Regions from separate parts of the Homo sapiens genome. Here region 2 is linked to region 1. A link is a loop called in an ENCODE intact Hi-C map of the cell type or tissue named here. Cell type or tissue: chondrocyte. All regions are shown on one strand. Links, peaks and the distances in the headings refer to the core of each region. The heading gives the core; the rest is flanking DNA. Region 1 overlaps LHX5 (LIM homeobox 5). Region 2 overlaps RBM19 (RNA binding motif protein 19).

Region 1 (9,786 bases), core at 493-8,492:
ATGTACACTCACCCACATGTCCTGGACACAAAATCAGATACATGGTCTCACCCATACAGTGATGCACACAGAAGCACACACGAGATACAGTGACACATTCACCCACGCAGGGCACAAGGTGCACTCACACTTGCGTTCAGAGACTCCAGGGACACACGTCTAGACACGATCGCACGATCACGTATAGGTAAATTCCACCCTCTCACACACAGGTACACTCACGGAGACACAACTCCACAGACGCGCACACTCCCACCAGTCACACTGAGGCCAGTACTGGCAAATCCACATGCATGCGGCCCCCACGGACAGACGCACAGCCTTCCTGCCGCCCTGTGCCTGGTGTACTTGGCATGAGGTGGATTCCGAGCGCTGGAGGGTAGTGTGAGGGGAGGGGATGGGGGTCTGGATTCATTCCAAGCCGCCTGCTCACTAGCATCGAAGGCAGCAACTCCTGTTCCATGTGGCGGGGTGTGTGCGCACAGCATCTGGCAGTGTTAGCCCAAATGCCGGCAGTTGCTCTGGGCAGGACTGTAGTCCACCCTCCAGCCCCGAGACCCCTGGGGTTCCTACAGACTGGGGGCACAAGTGTTGGGCCAACCCCAGATTTCCACCGTCTTTGGGGCTGCAGAGAGCGAGGAGCCCCAGTTTACAAAGGGCTTCAGATGGTGGTACCAGGCTTGGGCCTGGGGTGAGCTGTCCCCTTGCCACCTCAGCTTTTCCTCCTCTCACTTCCCTCACACTGGATTGGTGAGCCATCCCAACTCCCCCTATCCGATTTTTTCAGCTCCTTACCCTGAGCCGCATTGCTTGAGCTCACCAAGCTCACTGTCCTGTTCTTCCCAGGGCTGAGGGCTCAAGAAAGCACCTCTCCTCTTCTATTCTGAAGCTTCTGAATTTGGAGAGACCCCAGGACTGTCTATGTCTGAGAGGCATCTGCACTTCTGAGTTGTAACGCAGGTTAGGAAGAGGCAATTTCTCTTAGAAAGTGGGTTCAGTGGCAGTGTTAGCAAGGCAGGAGCTAGGCACCCAGGTAGACGCAGAAGGGAAGGGAAGATAACCCCATCACTAACCTCAGCACATCCGGAAGCCTGAGGGGGGATTAGACCTTGAGACCGGACCGGGGCCCCTAGAAATTGTGGGCAAAATGCCAGGCTGTGCTTTTCAGGGCAGAGACCCCAGGCAGTGGCAGGGCTCAGGCTGGAGCGCCCCAGCCGCCCAACCCTGGACAGCCCCCCAACCCTGGACAGACCCCCAACCCCGGACAGACCCCCAACCCTGGAGAGCCCGGATGGTGGGCGTGTCTTCCGGAGTCTCCACTCACCGACTCTCTCCACCTAAATTTGCCTCTTTCCCTACAAAATCTGGGCCCGGAGCAGCGAGGTAGTGGGGGCGGTACCGGCCCGGAATTTTTCCCCGCCTGGATAATTAACCAAGGTTTCCCCGAGGACCACTTCGCCCCCGCCCCGACCTATCCCACCGCCTCCTCTCCCTGCGCGCTGGATGAGGTGGGGAGCTGGATACTGGGGGCCCCTCGTTCCCCGTAATGGTGGGGAAGACTCCCCAGCCCCCAGCGAGGCAGCCCCGCCTAATCCGCGCTGGGAGATCCCGGCGGTGGCGACCGGCAGCGGGCGAGAAAGGGGCCGGGCGGCGGGGCCGGCGGCTCCCCGTGGGAGCGCGGACAAAGCCCCAGCTGCGGCTTTTGTGCCCTTTTCAGACGGCGTTTGTTCCAATTACCTCCGGCCCGGCCGCCATATGGGCGGAGGCGGCGCGCACGGCGCGGGGGCAGCGGCCTTCGCTGGTTTTCCGGCTCGCCGCGGGCCGCGGCCGTCTCCCATCCCTGTCCCTTTGGGGCTCCAAATTTGCCGCTCCCCATCTTCCCCTTCACTTTCGGGGAGAATTAAATTAATGGTTTTAAAAAGTAATTGGCAACCGTTTTAGCTGTTGCTTAAACTGCCTCCAAGCCACGCCTCCAGACACCCCCCATTTGGACAGATTTCAGGGTTTGGAGAGGGAAGAGGGTGGCAGGGGGCATCAGGAATTCGCCCCTTGACTGAGATCCCAGGACTCAGCAGGGGGAGTGGATTTGCAGAAGAGACTCAGGCTTCTGGACTCGCTGGTTTTCCCGCCGTACAAAGCGGGTGCCTGGTACAAGGTGGTCCTTTCGTGACGTCCCCCACGTCAGTCCTTCAGGGCCCCACCTGGTGGGGGAAGGCAGGATATCCCGAAGGTTCTGGAAAAGGGGCTATGTGGGGCGGTCAGAGAGTTGATACAGATTTGTTGAGGCAGAATGGGTTTGCAATCCGGAGTCCCTACACCTCCTGAATTTATGGGCAAAATTCTCATCCTTGCATTTTCCTTGAGAGAGAGCCCATAGCTATCACCAGCTTCTCAAAAGATCTCAATGTCCTCAGATGCTTCAGAACCTGGGGGTGCTGGCAAAACCAACCCGGGGCAAGGCTGGAGGACCGAGCTTCTACCCCAAGGAGCCCGCGGAGCTCTGGCCATGACCCAGAGAATCTTCGTGTCCTCCTCCCCCTCTCCCAAGTCGCTGGAGCTCAGTTTTCTCTTTCTCAGGCTAGGCTAGGCCGGTACAAATGGTCTCACCGGGATCGACGCGGCGGCCGTACTTGGCGAGGCGAAGGACTTGGACTGGGTTGGTAGGGCGCAGGGACCGAGTTTAGGGCGCCAAGGCCGCCCCGCCCGGCCCAACCCACCAGTCGCTCCTGCCGCGGCCCGGATCCAGTTTCCCCCGGCCAGGTCGCTTCCCGGTCTCAACCATTTCGCGCTCTGCTCTGTCCGCTGGTTTGTCCCTGCCCGGTTCCTCTCCCCGGGCCTGTCAGCCTCCGCTTCTCTGGAGGTTCCTGGGACTCATCTCTGATCCACCGTCTTGCGTTCTCTGGGCGCATCGACTTCTCTCCATCTTCGGGCTCACTCCTGACTCCCTCGCTGCCGCCCCCGGGGGTTTCCACGCGTGTCTCTAACCGCGGCCGTCTTTCCTCTCTCTGCGTCTCCTCGACTCCTCCGCGACCCTCCGATGTCTCGGGCTTTCGGGTCTCAGCCGCGGACTCCGCGTCTCTGGGTCTCTTTTCCGCCTTTCTCTCTGCCCCTCTGCCGATCTCTCCGTCTGTCTCTCGCTGTCCCGCATCTCTGTGTCTCTCACCGACCCTAAGACACTTAGGAATCATTGTCTGTCTCTGCGTCTCTGGCCGCCTCTGTCTCTCTCCATCTCTAGGTGTCAGGGAACCTGTGACTGAAGTCTCCGAGTTTTTGCCGCGTGTGTCCCCCACGGTCTCGGAGTCTCTCCCGTCTCTGTGTGTGGTCTCTGGCAGTCTGAGTCTCTTGCCCTTTCGAGATCTCTCATTGTCTCTCTCCCCAACCCTCCCCGTGAGCCTGCGACGTCCACCGTCTCAAGGGGCGCCGGCCTCCGCAGGTCTCTCTAACCTTGGGTCGGTGTCGCGCGCTCCCCTCTCTCGCCCGCCCGGGTCCCCTCCCCGGGTCCCGGGTCCCCCGCCTACTTCGCCTTCTCTCACCGCGCCCTGTCTCCTTCCCGCTCCCCCTCCGCAGACTACCAAGGCGACTACTACGCGCCGGGAAGCAACTACGACTTCTTCGCGCACGGCCCGCCTTCGCAGGCGCAGTCCCCGGCCGACTCCAGCTTCCTGGCGGCCTCTGGCCCCGGCTCGACGCCGCTGGGAGCGCTGGAACCGCCGCTCGCCGGCCCGCACGCCGCGGACAACCCCAGGTTCACCGACATGATCTCGCACCCGGACACACCGAGCCCCGAGCCAGGCCTGCCGGGCACGCTGCACCCCATGCCCGGCGAGGTATTCAGCGGCGGGCCCAGCCCGCCCTTCCCAATGAGCGGCACCAGCGGCTACAGCGGACCCCTGTCGCATCCCAACCCCGAGCTCAACGAAGCCGCCGTGTGGTAAGGCCGCCGGGCCGCCCCCCGCGCTCGGCCCCCGGGGGCCCCGCCCCGAAGCAGCCTCCTGAAACCAAAACGCCCGACGCAGACGCGGTGGGAGACGTGGGTGTCCCTCGGGGGTTCTCTCTCGGGTCCGCACTCAACTGGCAGCTGCTCCTCGGCTGGGCGCCGAGGGGGGGCCGACCCCCATCTCCACCCCGCGGGCTCTCCAGGAGCCTCAGCCCACCGCCAGTACTCTCCCAGCAACCGCGAGCAATTTCTTGGGACCAAAGTCAATACTCCGGAGGGTCAAGAGATTTCGAGCACGCTCTAGACTTTCCCCGGGCCCCCACCCACCCACCCAGCCACCGCCACCTCTTTGGACTGAGAGAGGGTGAGGCCAAGGGGCGGAGACGGTGTTTTTCCCTCTCTCTGCAATCCGAGTGGCATTTTGTAATCTTATTTCTCGCTGTGCTTTCCCCGTCTTTAAAAAAAAAGATGATAAGAAAAGGAGAGAGATTGAAAGAGAGGGAGAGGAAAGGGGGCAAGATGAGGAGGAGATGGAGAGACAGCGTCAGCCAGAGGGAGAAGACGGAGAGCGAGCGAGGAACTCGCGTGAACCGGGAGCCACCGAGAGGGAGACCGAGCCACCTGCACGCTGGCGCTCCCTGGTGGCCAATCTTGAGGCTCAAGGTCAGCTTCTCTAGGAATAGGGCTGTGGGTCAGGAAGTGGCCAGCCGGGTCCAGCTCCCGCTCTTCCTTACTTTGACGTTTATGTTGAGCCCGAGGGAGCAGGCCGGACTCGAACACGCACACATCCTGCTCTCCCCCTGGGTGGGGCGCCAGGATTGCTGGGCTCAGACCCACAGACCACCCTCCCTGCCCAGGGCCTGGAGGCTGGGCCGTCAGGATGTACAATATTATACTTTTTTGGAAGTTGAACGCTTCTAGTTTCCTTATTTTGTATAAAGAAGAAACAAATAAAGTATGTTTTTGTGTTTACTGTTTATTTATTGTACTCTAGTTATCCGGGGTTGGACATTTTTATATTTTTAAGAGGAGGTAGGGCAGAGTGACGGAGGGGAAGCAGAAAGAGGTTTACCTAAAAAAAACAAAAAACAAAAACAAAAAAAATCAACTTTTTTTAAAGAGAAAGATTAATAAAAAAAAATCTTTTTTCCCTCAGCGCTGTGTGGTTTTCTTTTTTTGTCCCTACCTTGATAACGACTCAGAGAGAATGAAACCATTCCTTTCCCTGGTTCTGGTCTCTGACATTAAACCCTTGATGGGTGCAAAAACCTCTGCTCACCCAAAGGGGGAGCTCTTCTAGTGACTCCCAGGTTCATGAAAGTGACTGTCCTCTTTCGACAGCTACTACGTGCCAGGCACCGTATCTCCCCATGCTTTATGTAATACCCTGCTCTAACACAGGCCTGCCCAGCATATAGTAGGTCTTCAGAATGTTTGATGAATGAATGAATGTGTGATTTGTTTGTTGCCAGCACATCAAAAGAATTAGAACTTCACTCCTAACTATTCCCCCATGTAATTTCTGGTGGCCCAAAAAAAGAGCAGGCTGGTAAGCTGATGCTGGTTATCTGCAAGGCTATGTTAGGACTGAAGTGCGCCTCCTCCCCAAAGTGAGGCTGTTGTGCTCTGCAAATCTTATGCAGTGCATGCTTGTCTTTAGGTAAAGGCATGAGGGAAAGAGTGTCCAGTGAGATTTAGGAGGCCTGAGGCCACTACCTAAAACAAGTCACTCTCCTTCTTTGACTCAGTTTCCCTACTTGCAAAAGCAGGGGTTGGAGAGAGTGCTTCCTACATTCCCTTCCAACTCGAATGTCTGTAATCCCAGCACTTTGGGAAGCTGAGGTGGGTGGATCACCTGAGATCAGGAGTTCAAGACCAGCCTGGCCAACATGGTGAAACCCTCTCTCTACTAAAAATACAAAAATTAGCCAGGCATGGTGGCAGGCACCTGTAATCCCAGATACTTGGGAGGCTGAGGCAGGAGAATCGCCTGAACCCGGGAAGCGGAGGTTGCAGTAAGCTGGTACTACATTACTGCACTCCAGCCTGGACGACAGAGCAAGACTGTCTCAAAAAAAGAGAGAAAGAAAGGAAAGAAAGAAAGAAAGAAAGAAAGAAAGAAAGAAAGAAAGAAAGAAAGAAAGAAAGAGAAAGAAAGAGAAAAAGAAAGAAGGGAAAAAAGAAAAAGAAAGGAAGGAAGGAAGGAAGGAAGAAAGGATAAAAGAAAAAGAAAAGAAAAGCAGGAGAGGGAGGTAAAAATAAATAGAAGAGTGTCCTGCATTGGGATCACTTTTCACCCAAGCTCGGGGTGAGTGAAGCGGCCCATTGTAGCTGCAGCAGGGGAAGGTGGGGAACAGACCGCCATGGGACAGGCGCACGCTCAGAGCCCCACTCTTCTGCCCTTCTTCTTTATGTGTTCCTCACAAGAATCATGCAATGTGCCTTGCCTTTTTCTTTTCTTTCCTTACTGCACATTCATCTTTATCAGACCAATGCTACTTGCTTGTGGAAAATTTAGAAATCTCAGATAAACAAAAGGAAGAAAATGTCACCACCCAGAATCTCAAGCACTATGGAAATCTAGATGATGCATTTTCTTTCAGACTTCTTTTTTCTTTTCTTGTTTTTTTGTTTGTTTTTTTGTTTGTTTGTTTTGTTTTGTTTTGTTTTTTCATTTTGAAACTAGAGATCATACCCTATACTCAATATGTGGTCATCTGCTCTGGTTCACTCAGCAATAGCTTCCAGATGTATAAACTGATCTTCATAGACAGAGCTATGTCATTCTGTGTAGTCACTGCTTAAAGTTCTCTTCAATGGCTGAGCCATCCTTTTATGGTTTTTGTTTTATTTTTAACCAAGTCTATTATTGGATATTTGGGTTTGTTTCCAACGTTTCACCACTTTAAACCACATCAGAATATCCTTGCAGCTGAATCCTTGGACGTGTATCAGGGTAGGTATTATTGGCCCCCTCAGGGTACTCAGAGAGGTTGAGGGACTGGCCCAAAGTCACACAGCTGGGAAGTGGCAAAGCTGAGATTCAAACCCATGTATTGGGTTGTGTTTCTACTTCTCTATGGTGCCCTAACTGTAACGGATTTTAGAGGCCAAGAGAGAATTTGCAAGGTGGACCTCATCTCTGGCGGGTCCCTGAATGCTTTCTGGGCATGTGTGAACTTTACAGAAGGGCTCACTTAGAACTTGCACCAGAGCAATATGGGGGAAGCGAAGCTAGGGGGAGGAGAGGACTCACCCCTTCCTCAAACAGGGTTGTGACAGGGAGATACAGGTTGGGGAGAGAGGGGAGGGGAGGAGGGGTGAAAGAGAGGAAGAGGAGGGGAGGGAGGCAGGAGAAAAGGAAAGAATAAGGAAGAGAGGAAGAGGAAGAGAAGGGAGAAAGGTTAGGAGGAGAGAAAGAGAAGATTAAATCTGTGGCAGGAAGAGCCCCCATAGGTGTGCCAAGTCACCTACTGCTCATGCTCCATGGTGTCCAGGGACCGCCCCCAGCCCCTACCCAGATAGGACGCTTAGACCCAGAGGTGTCCTTCAGTGAAGGCAGCAGAGTGAGGCTACAGAATGAGAAACCGCAGTAGAACCAAGCCCTCTGCCCCTTTCTCCAGGTACAGGCACACACATGCACACACACACGCACCAGACAGTTACATATGGGCCCACACAATGAACACTTACACATGCAAATACATGTACACGAACAAAAACACAAGCATATACTGATGCATGTTCACAGGCATATGGATTTACACACACACACACACACACAAAGCAGCCACATGGACACACAGCTGTGCATGCACACAGAGACACATACAAATACAGACAAGGGCACAATGGTAGGCGCACACATCTACATACATATGCACACAAATGTACATTAACAGACACCCACAGGCTTGTGTACACAAATGCACACACCTACAATATGTCTAACCCCTGTGGACACACAAAAACCCACACACCATGTCCTTGCACACATGCTAACACACATGTACACAGGATATATACCTGCCCCTTAAATACTCACAGCTTCAGTCTGGGAGAACTGGGAGAGGAAGAGGTCCCCTTTTATGTCAGGGACTTAAATAACCCTGGGGTGGCCCCATCAAGATCTCTGAGGGTGGCTCCAGAAGCCAGGTTCCAAGAGGGATGCCATGATTTCTGCATGATCAGTACTTGTGGACACACTCCCCATCATTCCTTCCTCTGAGTATTCACAAGTGAAGCGGGTTGGCAGCCTAGGTCACCTGAGAATGGGATGGAGGCAGAACAGAGCAGGAGCTCTGGGATCCAGGACACTACCTGGCTGAGGAACTGGAGGTTGCTCACTATGTCCCCTTTCTGGTCACTATGTCCCCTTTCTGGGTCTCAGTGTGCTCACCTGTGAAATGGACTCTCAACATCATTTCCTCCACAGGGTGAGGATGGAAGAGAAGTGACTCAGCCTGTCGCCAAGGTTCAGGAAATCTAGGGCCTGGGTTACATCCCCATGTCCATGTCTCTCTCTCTGTCTCTCTCACACACACACACACCAGCTTCCATGGAGGGTAACAAGAGGAGAGAGAGGACCTGATTCACACCAAATTCACTCCCACTCCCGTGAGCTCATTTTAACTCCCCAAGTGCTTACTGGGCCCAGGGGCTCTGGGAGGAGACATTCTCCCACCCCAACACTAGCACAGTGCCCCTGCAGGTGTACAGCCATAATACTGGGTGCACATTGTTAAGGAGGCAGTTCCTGAGAAAGGCTGGGTGGGGAAGGGGAGCAGTTGGGAAGAGACGTTTGTCTTTCAGCATCCACAACCATTTTCTCAAAGTATGATCGGAGGACAATGCTTGCTGCAAATTGCAGCCCCAGGTCCCACCACTTATGGCTTGAATTGTCCTCTGGAGTGGGGCCCAAGATGCTTCACATTTAGCTCCCCAAGAGATTCTGGCACCTCCCAAACATGCAAGACCACTGCTCAACATGATGCCACCTGTCTCCAAACCCATTGGTCAGAGTCCTATCCAATCCTCACAACGTCCCTTCGAGATAAGCATTGTTCTTCCCACTTTGCAGGTGGAGAGAATGAGCCCCAAGAGATGAAGTGAGCTGACCAAAGTCACACAGCCAGGGAGTGGCAAAGCTAGGTTTTGAATTGAGAACTTTTGCTGCAAGAGCCCACATTGTCCCTGGACCCAGGACAGAGCCCAGTGCAGATTCTAGTAACTACATGAATGAATGAATGAATGAATGAATGAATGAATGAATGAATAAAATTCAGCTACTATAAAAAGGGATTCTTTAAGAAAGGGCTTAATGAATAACCTCATTGGCTTTTGCTTAAAACCCCCTCCCGGGTTAAACAAAGCTAGCCAGAAGAGCAGAGGGCATCATGAACATTGCCAAGGTCAGAAGACATAAGGACGTCTGGTTTCTCCATGTTCGCCCTCCTCCCTTTCCTCCTCCATTAACGTATCTGCTCATCTCCTTCTATCTTCATCGCCTGTATTTATTATCTCTTAAAAATAAAAGATTTCTGAGAGGAAAAAAAACATCCCAGGGCATACAGGCAAAGAGGCAAGCCAGGCTCTCCTGCCAGTGCCCTCCAGCACTGGAAAAAGGGGGACCTCGCCTGTCCCCTTGCTGCCCCTAGGCTATAATTCTGGCCAACACTGGACAGTTAAACCACACGTACTCCAACCCCCGTCATGCATGCTCTCCTCCTGTCCCTGTCCCTGTCCCCGTCCTCCTGCCCCAAGATATACACCCCGCAAAACATGAGGGCTGACCCACTGTGCTTAGGACTAATATTTAAAATGCAGAATGGCTGTGGAGGGCGCCTGCT
Region 2 (9,786 bases), core at 809-8,808, 450 kb before region 1:
ATGGGACGTGCTTTCTTAGAGCTGAATGGCAGTGCCTACGATGGCCTCCAGTTAATGGGAAAGAGATTCCGTAGGTGTTAGAGATGGAGGCAGACCAATTTGCCCAATGACCAGTATACTGAAGTAGGGGGATTGTTTGGAGATTTATCTTTGCACCTCCATTTCTACCTGCTTGTATATCTAAATGAACTATTACACCCGACGTGCCTCCAACAGTGTCCGGCACATAACAGGTGCCCAGCGTAAGCCATTATTGTCATTATCATCTACTTGCATCGGGTGATAAAATGAATGCCTCTAACAGCCCTAGAGCTGGTTTCAGATATTTATTTGGTAGTTTTCAACAAGTTGGTAATTTGTTGTGGTCATCCGGCAAATTAGCTTCCAGCGAATTGACCTTTCTTTTTCCTTCTTTCTTTGTTGTTAATGCTTCCTGTGAGTCCAGCTTGGGCCAGCTCTGGTGTTTTTCACCCATTGTGGTCTGTGCTATGTTAAGCATCCTTGGAGGGAAGATGGCTTGGTACAGAGGCCCTCAGAAGTCTAGTGGGGGTTCCTGAGCTGCCAGTATAACAGAAGGAGCTCAGGCTTTGAGCCCCACACCTGTAGTTTCTAATTCAGGAGCTCTGTGACCTTGCATGGGTGACTTTGCCTCTGAAGTGAAACGTGCTAAGTAGAGGTTGTGTGTTAAGCATCCAGCACTTGCAGTGCCCATGAGCACTGAGCCAGCAGTTTCTTTCCAGTACCCTATCTCCAGAGAGCCAGCCTGAATTCAGCCTTGCAAGGTCTCACTTCCTAGCCAGTGTTCATGGAACCATTGTTTTACTCAAGAAAAAATTACAGCAAGCCCACTGTGTACCACATCCTCCTTCTAGGCATGGGGGATAGTGTTTCCTTGGGAGTTTACACCCTAGGGCAGTGCTGTTCCATAGAAGCTTCTGCAGCAATGGAAATGTTCCACATCTCTTCTGTCCAATATGGTAGTCAATTGCCACACATGGCTATTTAGCTCTTGAGATATGGCAAGTGCAACTGTTTTAGCTATCTATTGCTGCATCACAAAGTATCCCAGAACTTAAAGGCTGAAAAGAAAACATTATCTCATAGTTTCATGGGTCAGGAATTCAGGAGCAGCTTAGCTGGGAATTCTGGCTCAGGGTCTCTCATGAGGTTACAGTCAGGATGTCGGCTAGGGCAGCAGTCATCTGAAGGCTCAGCTGGGGCTGGTAGATCTGTCATTAAGATGATACACTCACATGGCTGCTGGCAGGGGTCCTCAGTTCCTCACCTTGGGGATCTCTTTCTGGGACCGCTTGAGTGTCCCCATGGCATGGCAGCGGGTCTCTCCAGAGTGAGTGATCCAAGAATGGGGAAGAAGGAGGCCACAATGTCTTCTACAACCTAGTCTTAGAATTCACACACCATCCCTCTGCTGTATGCTGCTTGTCACCCAGACCTGCCCTGATACAGCATGGGAAGGGATTACCCAGGGCATGAACACCAAGAGCCAGGAATCACTGGGCACCATCTTGGAGCCTGATACCCCAGCAACCGAGGAAGTGAATTTGTAGTTTTGCTGCTTCTATTTTTTTGAGACGGAGTCTCACCCTGTCACCCAGGCTGGACTGCAGTGGTGTGATCTTAGCTCACTGCAACCTCCGCCTCCTGGGTTCAAGCAATTCTCGTGCCTCAGCCTCCCAAGTAACTGGGATTACAGGCGCCTGCCACCACACCTGGCTAATTTTTGTATTTTCAGTAGAGACAGGGTTTCACTATGTTGGCCAGGCTGGTCTTGAACTCCTGACCTCAGGTGATCCACCTAAGCCTCCCAAAGTGTTGGGATTACAGGTGTGAGCCACCATGCCCAGCCTAGTTTTGCTTCATTTTAATTTAGATTCAACTAGCCACATGTGGCTGGTGGCTGCCATATGAGACAGCATAGCCCCAGAATGACAAGACAAAAAAAAGAAAAGAAACATGATTAAATGTATAATGTACTAGCACAGGGATCAGTGCCAGGAAGAGAAATGAAGCTGGGGGCTGTGGGTGAGGGGGCTGCCATTTTAATGGAGACAGGGAAGGCCTGTGAGGAGGTGACGTGGAGCAGGCCTGAAGGAGGTAAGTCCTAACATGGTCATTATCATAACAGCTGCTGTTTATTGAATGTTTACCACATTCTGGGTCCAGTGCTGAGTCTGCTTATTAAATCTTCAAACAATCAAATTAGGTGGGCCTATCATTACACCCATTCTACAGTGGAAGAAATGGAGGCCCAGAGCGGCCATGTTACTTGCCCAAGATCGCAGAGATCCTAAGTGTCGGATTTGGCATTCACACCCAGCTTGTTAACTCCCAGCCTTGCTCACTTCCCTACCCTGTTTTGGTGGAGTGGGAGGTTTCCCTGGGAGAGCAGGGAGACAGGCCAGGTAGCACTGCATTGGGGATGGCCTTGAACCTGGGCTGAGAGTGTCCTTGCTCGCCACCTGGTCCATCTGCATGGTTAGGCCCCCGCATGTTCCTCCTCGGGTTATTGATGAAGTGTCACAAGACCTTTGGAAACCAACTGGGGTCTTTCTTTGCAACTGGAGAGAAAGACACAATGGAGATTGGGTTTGGTGAGAAACCAGCCCCACCCTTAGCGGGGCTCCTTAAGTCCCTGGTGGCCCCGGAGTCTCTCAAATGAAGGTCAGCAGCCACCCAAGCACGGATGTGTCCCCCTGACGTCTGCAGCTGTTTTGGGTCCTATCACCTGGTGGGAGACGGCCTTCCTCTCCTTTCACGTTGGTCCCGCACCCCACGCACACTCCTTGAATCCATCACCTGAATATTCTGATGGAGGCGTAGTGGAGTCAATGTTGGGCAGGAGCTGCTGAAGCTCCGAATAACTTGGACCCTCTCCCCCCACCACTCCAGGCCAGCCGTGACATTGGCTCGGAAGAAACAAGTTCCCAGAAAGCAGACCACCTCCAAGATCCTGGTGCGGAACATCCCCTTCCAGGCCCACAGCCGGGAGATCCGAGAGCTCTTCAGGTGAGAACTTCAGGTTTAGTCCAGGGGACTGGCGTGTGGGCGGGGAGCCTGCCCGAGTCTCAGGGAAGATGGCCTTTGGGTCCTGGATGGTTCCGTTGCAGGCCGGCACAGTGGTCTTTCAAAGGTCATCTTTTGGCTGCTTTTGATTTATCTCCCTTAATCTCAGATGTGGCTCCCCAGAGCACTGTGCAGGAAAAAAGTCAAAACAGCCAGGCTTCCCCCTCTCCGAGGCAGATGGAGAAAGGGCAGGCAGGCTTCCCTGTCCCCATCCACAACGTGCAAGAGGGGCAGGGGCCCCAGTGGCTAAAACCCAGCCCTACCCATGATCTGCTTGAAATTTCCTCCATCCAGGCTACCCCTTTGGTTTAAGGTGCTGGTTTTCCACCTTAGCCACACATTCCAGCCACCTGGCAATGGCTAAAATACACCTTTCCCGAGGCTGCACCCCCAGAGAGTTGGATTCCATTTTTCAACAGTGGGGTCTAGACATCGGTGTTTTGCTAAAAGCTCCCCAGGGGATCCTAATGTCCAGCCGGGGTTGGGGACCAGTGGCCTAAATGACTCTATGGAAATGAAGGCGAATTACCTGCACACATAAAGCAGTCCGTCAGCACCTGCTTGCACAGGGGTGGAAAATGCAGCTGTCGCAGGGACCCAGCCGGTAACGGCAGCAGGCTGGGTGGGGACTGAGCAGCAGGCGGGCCTCTCTCTGGTCATCCAGCTGGGATGCCATGCAGGAACTCAGGCTTCGTAAGACCAGTTCCCATGTTTTGAAAGAGAAACCAGCCATGTGGATTCTTAAGGAGAATTCATCAGCAACTAATTCACTTTTTAAAAACAAAACAAGTCTGGCCTGCCCCAGGGCCCCTAGTTGGTGATCCCTACGCTGCCATGTTACAGTGTTTGGCTTTTCAGATTAGGTAGGCACCACCCAGCACCAAGCCATGAATGAAAGAAACGTCCTCATATCAGGGCCTAAGGGGAATGCTTGAAGCCAAGGCCCCCCCACCCAAGGCATGGGCAGGGTAATAGAGAGACCATCTAGCTCTCAGAATGCAAAGGCAGATGAAGTCAGCTTCACCTAAACACATTGTTGAGGCTTCGGTGGGATCCAGGACTGCTCGGGGGACCTGCAGCACCATGGCCTGCGCGTGGGTGAACATTTAGGATTCTAGACACTAGGTCTCGTTCGTTCATTCTACACTTGCACAAGGGTCCAAGAGTGAAGCCTCTGTTAGAGTTGCCAGTTAGCATCTTGCAAGGTAATCTGTGGTTACAAAATCAGCCTTGTGTTTTGGAGATGAGAAACAATTATCTTTGTGTGGCATCTACCTTCTTTGCTCTCACTCTGTAGTTTGAAGAATAAGAAGTCATGTGGGGAACTTCAGATATCTTTGTCCTCCTTTTCCCCTCTGTTTGTTCTAAATCATACACTAGTATTCAGTTCATAAACAGATGTGGTGTGTGGTGAGCTGGGATCTGAGGCAGAGACCAATCCTGCCAGTATCTGGGAAGCAGGATCTTAGCTATGATCTCCGGGTATCCTGCACAGCAGGAATAGCCTGGCGAGATGGGGTCATGACCTGGGGGGAGGTTTCCCATTTCCCTAAACCTCGACTGATCAGTCGTCCCTCCAGGAAGGTACATATCCTTAGCCTCTCGGTATGTCTGCTTGTTTAAACATGCTCTGCTTTTTAAAAGGAGTCCAACTTAAGAACTGCCAGATTAAAACGGGCTTGCTAAGAAGAGCGCATGTTGATCGGGAAATAATATCCCGCTGAAATGACAGTTTCACTTGGTTCTGCAGTATATTTAGGATGACACTTATCCGGGGAAACAAAAGACCACAAGGGAAGAGAGAGCACTTTGTGTGATCTCATGTATTATATTTATTTTTAGAAGACAGGGAATTAGTGTCCACTGAACATAATTACATGTGGTGACTCTTCTCCTTGCCATTGTTCTGATGAGAGTTTTCTTAAAACCCTGGAAACGTAAGACCTTCTTGGAGGGCCGTACCTGCTATTGTTGTTCACTCCGGCTGGGGATGTAAGGCAGTTCCTCGTTGCAGACAGCAGGGGTCGCTGTGAGCCTTCTCAGGGACTTCAAGATTGTCCAGGGAAGCCCCAGACAGGATTTCAGACAAAGCCACTGGCCGGTAAAGGTCATTAGCCAGGGGGAGGTTTCAGGGTTTCGGGGAACCAAGCTGGTCCATTTGGGCAGGCAGGTTCTATGGGTTTCTCCTACCAGGTGTAGTAAAAATCACAACTCCCTTTTATTACACGCTTGCTGTGTGCGGGGCTCTGAGCTTGAATGCCTTCCCGTGCAGAATCACCTCTTTTAAGCCGCACAGCAGCCCTGCGAGGGATGGATGCTGTCATTCCTTTTGCACCCAGACAGAAACTGGAGATGGAAACTAGGGAGATGGAGTGTCCTGCCTGGGACCATGCCGCTGAATGGGGATTTGGATCTAAGTCAGCCTAACCCAGAGCCCCGGCTTGGAGCCACTCCTCTCTGCTGCCTGTTTTCTTGGGTCTAGAAGGAACTGTCTTCCTCCAGATCATTCCAGTGGGACCAAATGACAGCGAGTGTGTCATTTATACCAGGCACTGTGCTAGGCACGAGGCATGTAGCCATTTCAGGAGAGACTCAGGTCTCTCTGTGGGGGACCAGAGAGGAAACTGACAGGGACAGCCAGTGGGACAGGTGTGCAGGTGAGAGTGCAGGGCTCCGGAGAGCATTCTCTGGGCAGGGCCTCAAGCTACCCCGCCTGCTGGAGGGGAGAGAAGGCAGCCTCCTAGCCCGAGGCAGCAGTGCCTGGGGCCCTTCCCGGAGGCCACCAGCCTTCCACTCGGGCCTCAGTGCACCACACTCCAGCCCCTTAACTAACCAGCCTTGGGTTAAACCAGACAGGCATCAGGAGGCACTGCATTTCCATGTTTCTGTGGGATCACTGTCTAGGGTGACTCAAGGATTATGCTTTTGGAAACTCAGAGAGAGGCACAGCAGTGGATTTGCAGACAGCGATTCTCGTCTTCTCTGTGGCTCTCTTTTCGGACTTCAGTTTCCCCTGGCATAAACTAGTGGTAGTAACACTAGTGATAACATACACTAATTTGTGATGATGCTGTGGTAATACGTGTGAGTGTTGATTTCTTTCTCATGTCCCCGGCCCCGTGCGCTGCAGTGCCTCATGTTTCTGGGGGCCCATTCATCACCGTGGCCCGGTAAAGTAGTTTCATGTCTCTGTTTCTCAGTGAAGAAACCAGCTCCAGAGCCCAAATTCCACCCACTGGGTCATCAGATGCCTCAGGCCACCACGCTGCTCATCGGCCTCAAGGACTATAAGGATTAAATGAGATTGTACAAATGAGGCACTTAATCCAGCCCCTGGCAGAGTAACAGGTAGTTAATAAATGTTGACTGTGGTGTTCAACAGCACCAAACCAGTGGAGCCAGGATTTGAACCCAGGGTTTGAATCTGAGTTTATAGACAGAACCCAGGTCCACAACGGCAGTGCTGAAGCCTTGAAGGTCCTGGGCAGCGTTTTCCTGGTTTTTTTGTTTGTTTGTTTTGTTTTTGTTTTTTCTTCTGTAAAGGAAGGCTGTAATCCTGTAATCCTCTATTTCTGCCCCATTCGTCTGTGTTCTGGGGTAGAGAGTCAGGAAGGACCTTGAGGGACAGGCTGAGCCAGCTCCCCTTTATCCCCCAAAAGGAAATGTGGAAGACACACAAATAGGGGTGTCCCAGACTGTGCAAGTATGCATGTACACACAAACTTCTCACCCCACCACTCAAACAAGGACGGAAATGGCCAGTGGTCAGCTCACCCGGCAGGTGCCCAGAGTCTTAGGTTAGTATGGATCTAAAAGAAGGAAGGAAGGAAGTGGAGACTGGGCTTCCCACCCCCCCCACCGCCACCCCATCTGGGTTTGCTCTGGAGTAGGTATGTTGCACATGTGTGTTTTGCCATGTTGTTTATTTTCCTCTTTCCCTGTCTCCACCAGGAAGTGCCCAGGGCAGAGAGGCAGTTCAGGGCCTGGATCGGGCCTGAGTGTATACATGCAAATGAAGCTTACACTTGGGGCTCTCCTGCTGATACACAGCAGCTGTATGCAGAGCTCAAGCGTTTGGTGGAGAGGGTCTTATTTCCACCCCCATTTCAAAAGCTGGAAGTGGTGTTAAAAACAGAGCTGGCTAATACAGGCATCGGGGAGGCATGGGACATGGGGTGAACCACGTGCCACGCAGTCTTTGTATCAGTTCGTCCACACAGCAGCCCAACATGGTAAGACTGTTGTTAAACCTGCCTTCTATATGAAGAAACTAGGGTACAGACAGTAACGGTGCTATTCCTAGATGGACCCTCGGCTTGCCCATTTCTGTCATAGTCCATGGGGCAGCCTTGTTTGAGCCACCTGGGTTCTGGCAGGCAGTACCCCCCATCTTCCAGGAAGGAGGTTCTGCAAACAGGATTGGCCTCACACTTGGTTAAATGCACTGCTGTCACCATCTTGAAATTCTTAGTAATGTGTGAACAAGGGGTCCTGGATTTTTCTTTTGCGCCAGGCCCTGCCAACTATATAGCCAGTTCTGCCTGTGAACCAGTAGAAGAATCGGGAAGTTTGGAGCCTGGGTGTAGTGGCCATTGGCCAGGCTTAGTTTGCTCGCCTGCAGGGTGGGAATGAAGAGTGTGTCTGCCTCCCCTGCCTCCCTGCCCAGGCGGTGAAAGGCTCAGGGAGAGGGTGGGTGGACAGGCTGACTAAAGGAGGGAGGTGTTTATGGGAGCATGTCTGTCACTGTCATGATCATCACTAAGGCCCTCTGTGGAAACTGCTAAGGAGCGCGTTTCAGACCTGCCTCTCTGAGGATGGCGTGGGAATGTCTAGGCAGCTCTGAAGTCCAGGCCAGGTCAAGTCATGGTGAAGAGTCAGTTCTGGTGATAAATCTGTGGATTCAATGCACTTCTCTCCCTTCCTATGCTATGTCATGTTAGCTCTCCGGGCCTCAGTTTTCCTCATCTGTAAAATGGGGATGAAAAGCCCTGCCTGACAGCTGGGTGATAAAAGATGAGTCAAGTATGTGAGACGCCTAGCGTAGTGCCGGGCTCATGAAAAGCTCCCAGCCAGCGTAGCTGTTATTACTGTGTTTCCTTCTGGTGGTCTGCCACGTCAGGAACACTGTTTGGGGTTAGGTTTAGGAAGACAGTCAAGTGGGTCTGGAGGTGAGAAGGAAGGCTTGGGTGGCTCACGCTTAGCCTGTCCATATACACAGTACTCCAGAGTCCCCCGGCTCACTTTCCACCTGTGAGCTTCCGCTGTCTTCTCTGTGGGAAGCTGACATCCACAGGTTCACAGTCAAGACCCGATTTCGCTTTCTTCCTTCACCGCTCCCTCCCTTCCTTTTTACCGACAGGTGGTTCACGTTGCCTTCCAGCCATTGGAGTCAGGTGGACATTTGTGAGAGAGTTACCTTCTTGGTTGGGGCTTTGGGCAATTAGCTTTTCCTTGAGCTTGGCCCCTGAGAGAAAATCGCCCGCATGGCCATCACCAGGGTAGCAAATGCTAAAAGTCTGTTCCCGCACTTTGGGAGGCCAAAGCAGGAGGATCCTTTGAAGCTAGGAGTTCGAGACTATGCTGGACAACATAGCAAGACCCCATCTCTACAACAAATACAAAAATTAGCTGAACTGTGTGGCACTCCTATAGTCCCAGTTACTCAGGAGGCTGAGGCAGGAAAATTGTTTGAGTCTGGGAGTCTGAGTTTGCAGTGAGCTATAATCAGGCCACTGCACCCCAGCCTGTGCAACAGAGTGAGACCTTCTCTCTAAAAAAATAGAATAAAATGAGGCCTTCAGCACACGCCAGCACACTCTTCCACTGACTAACTCCTGACCCCTGTCCAGGGTAGCTCAGCCTGTCCTGCGGTCCTGCAGTCCCGTTACCATTGCACCCCAGCTGCCTCAGCTCCCCTTGGAACTGCTCCATGTGGTTGCTTAGTGTACTGACCCCCAACCCCCGAATATAAGCTGGGACACTCTGACTGGCTCACTGTCATGTCCACAGGTGCCTGCTACATAGCTGGTGCTGTGATAATGTTTGTGGAGTGCATACCCACTATGTGAAGCCTGTCTCAATACAATCCTGGTAGAAACGCGAAGTGTAAGGCACAGAGAGGTTCAGCAGTCTGCCCCAGGTCACACAGCTCTGAGGCTGGTCACACAGACCAGCACAACCAGCTCTCCCTCCAGAGCTTCACTTATCGCCCTGGAACTCCTGCCATGGGTCAGGGATGTCTGGTGAGAGCAGGCAGCAATTGCAGGCTGGCAGATGGAGAGCTACTTTTCTCCTTTTATCTCAGCATCTTTTTTTTTTTTTTTTTTTTTTTTTTTTTTGCTATTTTCTTCCTTGAGGTGTGAACCACCTGCTAGGGTGTGAATGGGCGAGAGTTCACAACAGGTGTCTGGAGATCTTAATTACAAGGCTTGCATCTCCTGTCCACCCCACACCTGTTGTGCCTGCTTTGTGGGCAACGTCTGTCCATCCCTGGCCTCCTGGCCTTCTCATTTCCTCTTGCAGTGGCCGTGACAGTGGAAGGAGGGCCGAGGACAGCTTGCTCACTCATGCTCCCCACACACACCTCCCTTGTCTCCCCCACACAGGCATGGGGTCACTGCCCGATTGACTCCTGGTTGTCAGCAGTACTTTTCCAAAAGCTTCCAGCCCTTTGAGCCCTTTCATCTGCTAGGGCAGAGACAC

The links. Hi-C counts contacts between places; a loop is a spot of excess contacts. Peaks named below come from ENCODE experiments on the same cell type or tissue, not always from the same donor. Only the 100,000 strongest peaks of a DNase experiment are listed, where the experiment ranks them.
Region 2: a loop joins it to region 1, with 8 times the contacts of the local background. A loop is called at or near these places in 87 of 110 quality-filtered maps.

What each region holds. Positions count from the first base shown.
Region 1 is chr12:113,457,339-113,467,124 of GRCh38, reverse strand. LHX5 (LIM homeobox 5) reads left to right here. Exons shown (of 5, transcript NM_022363.3): 5 at 3,568-5,092. The coding sequence ends at 3,935. Among named protein-coding and RNA genes, the nearest start is that of LHX5, 9.6 kb to the left of the region's middle. In chondrocyte, for the core only: CTCF peaks have their summits at 2,212 (motif pointing left), 4,583 (motif pointing left) and 5,245; no DNase peak of the experiment used is centred there.
Region 2 is chr12:113,908,210-113,917,995 of GRCh38, reverse strand. It overlaps RBM19 (RNA binding motif protein 19), which reads left to right. Exons shown (of 24, transcript NM_016196.4): 21 at 2,911-3,027. Among named protein-coding and RNA genes, the nearest start is that of RBM19, 53 kb to the left of the region's middle. RefSeq lists an enhancer at 7,092-7,592. In chondrocyte, for the core only: CTCF peaks have their summits at 4,871 and 5,097 (motif pointing right); DNase peaks (open chromatin) are centred at 3,025 and 3,655.